Linked DNA regions of Homo sapiens: region 2 is linked to region 1. A link is an interaction called in ENCODE POLR2A ChIA-PET data of the cell type or tissue named here. Cell type or tissue: GM12878. All regions are shown on one strand.

Region 1 (2,500 bases):
CCAGAAACTGCCTGACCCTTTACTGTACCTTCCCACTCCAAAATGGGGAGGGGAACTCCTGTGCGGGAGTGCTCAGCTCTCAAGGGAAGACAGTCATTAACCTGTCTAAACTCTATGTTAATAGAACCTTCTCGATAATTGCTTTCATTAAGTGTGGTTAATGTGAACAGTACAAGTTATAGCAAGATTTGCAGAAGAACAAAGTAAATATTTAAGACTTTATTTCAGGATGCAGTTGGGTCGAGGCAAGGAGAAGATTAGTAGAAGCTGTATCTGATGGTATCTGAGGTTGAAACACAGTGAACCTCTTGGCAGAAGTGCCAGTCATTTCTCATCAGTGGTTCACAGAATCCTAACTCTGGGGAGGCAGATGGGTGTCTCCTGGAGATGGTTGTGTGTTCAGGTTTTCTCCTTTCGCTTCTGGCCTCTGTCAGACATGAATGACATGGTGATGAAGATAAACTGCCTTCCCTGTACTGCCCAGGAATGCAATGAGGATTAAGAAGGTGGCTTTTAGCCTGTGTCTATGCCACATGGGGAGGATGGTTGCTCCCTGAGGGCAGAAGGCCATTATTAGCAACTGAGTTGGCCAGGAGTGTGTGCCATGCCGGGCTGGGTGTACGGAGCTGTCAAGCCAGGCACCTGGGGATTAATTTAGCATGGGTTTTCATGCCCCCGGGCTACCAGTGACCATACAGCCATCATCTCTACCTTTGAGTTGATGTGTATAACTGAATAATAGTGCTGTGTTTTCAAAAGGAAAGGCTTAAAAAACAGTGCTTCTGTAGTACAAGGAGGGATGCTCTGCTGAAAATCTGGAAATTACAGCTAAGCAAAAAGATGAAAATACAAAGTAGCTGTTATTCTACCACCCAGAGATCGATTTGTTTCTTTACTAACAGATACGGCAAGTGCCTGTTCTGTGCCAGGCACTGTCTAGGCACTGGAGATAGTGATGAGCAAAACCATCTCTTCTTTCTGGAGATGACACTCCAGCAGTGAAGGCAGATAGGAAACAAATACATAAACACATCTGGTGAAAAATGCTTGAGGAACAGCAAAGTAGGGTAAGAAATTAGCGAAGGAAGTGGGTGCTGTTTCAGGTTTGAGGCTTGTCAAGAAAGCCTCTCTGAAGAAGAGAGATTGAGCAGAGACCCATATTATTGAGTGAGGGAGGCCTGGGGTTCTCCAGCTAGCTGCCAGCAGGATCAGTCTGTACAACAGCCCAGGGCACATTCTTCCTGGGTGCATTTAAGAACCACTGTTGGGCCCTTTTAATTCTAATACAGAAGGTGGCCTATTAAAACCAAAACCGAAAAAAAAAAAAAGGACCCTTTACTGTATCATCTGTCATTTATGTTTCTGCTAGGCTCAAACTAGACTTTTGAGAGAGCAGTGTTGGAACCACAGAAAGGTCTGGATGTGTTAACGCATTGGTTCAGCATGTGATGAGACTTGTGTGCGCAGTACAGACTCAGGCTGCTGGGGTTCAAGTCTGAGTTCCACAGTGGTGCAACTGTGGTGAAGTCATTTAGAGAGGTTAAGTCTCAGTTCTCTCATCTGTACAGCAGAAACTAGCTCATGGGGCCACATGAGAAAGTGTCTGTGGAGGGAGGGCTGGCACATGGTTAAGTGCTCAGGAAATACTGGCTGTTGCTATAATTAACAAAATGTGGTTTTGGCAAATGGTTTTAAGAGGGTCTGTATGTGCCTTTGTTCCATAAGTTTTTAACCAAAACTAAGGAGCCTCGAAAATTATGTTAGAGGCACCAAATGGGGAGCAGGTTCTAGTCATTCATCAAAGAAGGGGCTAAATAAAATCAAGATTTAACAGAAGGATCACACATTTGAGGTAGGGTTTGGAGTTTCAGTCATGAAGTCGGTGCACAGTTTATATAGGGTTCAACTTCTTGTCTGTAGGTGCCTGTCTCTATTCACATTTAAAGCCATTGTTGAGGAATGTAGTATCTTTTTTTTTTTTTTTTTTTTTTTTTTTTACAGAAACTCTTCTCAGTTTGGAGAATGTGGGTGTGTGGCTTTGAGGCTTCAGAATCCCACCGTGAAGTTGTCATTGGTCTTCATGGTTATTTATGAGGCTTGACTTAAGCTGGGTCCTGTTCTTAACAGGAGAACGATACAGCTTCCCCCGGCCGCTGGGTTCTCTTTCTGTGATGCAAGGATACATCGCTGCACTAGGCTCTCTGAGAAATTTGTGACTGGCTAGCAATTAGAGTTGAGAATGTAAACTGGCCACAGATTGAGGAATTCCAGGCTAGAGACTGTGAGCCCTAGTGAAGAAATGTAGGGTCAGGGCTCAGGAGGCTGGGATTAAGCCCACTGCTGACAGAATTGATGCTGAGACCTTCAGCACATCACATTATCTTTGTTTCCTCTTTCAGATCCAGAGATTCATGAGCTTTTATAAGTGGAAAAGATTTAGATGTTCTAACATTTCCTCCAAATGGGAGATTGCAACTTTCCAAAATCCTTGGTGGATGGT
Region 2 (2,500 bases), 150 kb before region 1:
GGCTAGGTGTTTACACACTGCCACAAGCAGGGCCAAATTCTGTCTACACATTCAGTGTGTAACTACTACCTTTCAACATAAGGAAGTTTGGTATCAGTCTTCTTGCAGCTGCTTTTTTTTTTTTTAAACCATCTTATTTTCACCTCCAGTTTGTTATTTACAAGCATCCATGCCGGTGAGGAGTTTTCTGAATGACCGATTCTTTCTTGGATGCAAAGAGAAAGTACCATCTCTGCCTCATGCTCTGTGTGATTTCTCTGTTTTCCTTTGGCACCTTTCTTAGTATTTGTTTGGTATACTTCCTTCGTCCCCTTTCCTGTAATTTTTTAGAGCACCTAGTTAGAGGCCCCACGTGGTGAGGATATGGCAGGGAAGGGGAGTTTCCCTCTATTCCCTTCCCCCCAGTAATCTTCATCATGCGGTGTCCCCAGTCCTGTGTAAGACCTTTGCAAACACAGCTTCAAGCCCCTCTGTTCATCTTGATTGCCTTCCCTCTGTAAAAAAGTTCTAGTCTCTGTGACTAAGAATGTTAACATTCTTCCTTTATTTGATTTTTAGCTATTATGCTTGGTGGGTTTAAAGATGACATTGTTATTGGGCAGTCTTCACTGTACATTACACACAAATGTAATTCTCCTGGGTAAATACGATCAACTTTTAGAGGTTCACCATTCCTCCTTTGCAATTCTTATGTCCAGTGAGCTCCTTCAAGGAAAAGGTTTCCCCCCCCCCCAGGCTTGTTCCAACCCCCCCAAAACAAAAAAAGAAACATGTAGGTCCAATAAAGAAAGGAGTGTCATGGAGCTCTCATGGGTACAGGCTGGAAGCTCCAGGCCTGGCGTGCTGGAGTCACGAGATGAGCTGTCCAGGCAGCATGGCATCGTGAGTGAACTCCGACCGTGGCAGGTGAGGCTTCTGCACTTAGCTGGCTGTCTTCATGTGGGCCGATTCTGTGGTTAGTGATTCTGATTTCTCATCTGAAAAGTGGTGCATCACTTAGCCCCTCCCACACTTGGAGGGTTCTACTAGTGTGCCTGCGTGGCTGGGTTCTGCACACTCAGCTACTTTAGTTTCTTTAGTCTATCCTTAAAAAGATTCCTAGGTGTGTTCCTGATTTTGAGGTTCCGTTTGGTCATTATGCTCTTTCAGAGTTCATCTTTTAAAATCAGTCTGTGGACATTTTTTTTTTCCTCTTAGCACAGTTTATGGTCTCATGCAGGTCAACAAATTGGGACTCTGAATGTGAGTGTGTGTGTCCACACACCACTAGGGCTTATTACCTTATTGTCAATGTTATCTTAAGAAAAAGTGGAGGCTGGGTGCAGTGGCTCATGCCTGTAATCCCAGCACTCTCAGAGGCTGAGATGGAAGGATTGCTTGAGCCCAGGAGTTTGAGACCAGCCTGAGCAACAAAGCAAGACTCCTGCCTCTACAAAGAAAAAAAAAAAAGAGAGAAAGAGAAGGAGAGAATGAAAGAAAAGAAAAAGAAAAGAAAGAGAGAGAGAGAAAGAAGAAAGAGGGAGTGATCAGAGAGCTGCAGGTTTGGAGTAGCCATCAGTTAAAGGAAGTCTGCAGAAAGTTTCTGTGAAAGGATTTTGTTACTATGGCCTTTCCCCTAGTACCAGCTTGTTAAGTAGTATAGGTAGGGGATCCTTGGTAATACTGTGTATTAAGATTTTATTGTTCTTCCTGTAAAGTGTTTTTCATGATAATGAGTTGCTTATTCTATGATAGTGCCTTTTCTCTATTTCTGTAAGCAGAATCAAATACAACTTTCAAGTTTTATTAGTTCTTTTTTTTTTAGAGACAGGGTCTTTCTCTGTCACCCAGGCTAGAGTGCAGTGGTGCAATCATAGCTCACTGTAACCTCCAACTCCTGGGCTGAAGTGATTCTCTTGCCTCAGCTTCTTGAGTAGCTAGGGCTACAGGCATGTGTCACCACGCCTGGCTAAATTTTTAAAAAAAATTTTAGTTTTTGGAGAGACACGAGTCTTACTATGTTGCTCAAGCTGGTCTCGAAGTCCTGGCCTCAAGCGATCCTACTGCCTTAGTCTCTCAAAATGCCTTAGTCTCTCTTAGTGCTCACAGTTGTGAGCCACCGTGTCTGGACAGCTTTCCATTTTTTGATGCCATGTCTGGTTAATACTCTTTAAGTTTCCGAGTTTCTTCCTCCTAGTTCAGTGGTTTCAAGTGTGACTGTTCTATTTCCTCACTGTCAGTCTCTAATAGAAATACTACAAGATTACTTCTATTGCTGCTGTAACAGCCACAAACTTAGCAGCTAAAGCCACACACATTTATTCTCTTTGAATTCTGTAGGTCAGAGGTCCCTTATGGGTCTCACTGGCCGAGATCAAGGTGTCTATTCCTTTCTGGAGGCTTGAAGGGAGAATCGGTCTCCTTGCCTTTTCTAGCTTCTAGAGGCTGCCCGTGTTCCTAGGCTCATGCCCCCTTCTCCAGTTTCAATGCCAGCAATGTCCAGCTGAGTCCTTGTCTCTCT

The links. ChIA-PET counts read pairs that join two places held together with the same protein. Peaks named below come from ENCODE experiments on the same cell type or tissue, not always from the same donor. Only the 100,000 strongest peaks of a DNase experiment are listed, where the experiment ranks them.
Region 2: POLR2A ChIA-PET joins it to region 1 with 6 read pairs; 7 of 35 experiments call an interaction of 5 or more read pairs at or near these places.

Annotation. Positions count from the first base shown.
Region 1 is chr2:134,281,677-134,284,176 of GRCh38, forward strand. The region is part of intron 2 of MGAT5 (alpha-1,6-mannosylglycoprotein 6-beta-N-acetylglucosaminyltransferase); the gene reads left to right. Among named protein-coding and RNA genes, the nearest start is that of MGAT5, 29 kb to the left of the region's middle. RefSeq lists an enhancer at 693-902. In GM12878, no CTCF peak of the experiment used is centred here; DNase peaks (open chromatin) are centred at 1,095 and 1,505; H3K4me3 peaks cover 1,212 bases; H3K27ac peaks cover 2,500 bases.
Region 2 is chr2:134,126,774-134,129,273 of GRCh38, forward strand. It overlaps MIR3679 (microRNA 3679), which reads left to right and starts at 352; the gene lies at 352-419. It also overlaps a transcript of MGAT5 not described here. In GM12878, no CTCF peak of the experiment used is centred here; a DNase peak (open chromatin) is centred at 960; H3K4me3 peaks cover 1,395 bases; H3K27ac peaks cover 581 bases.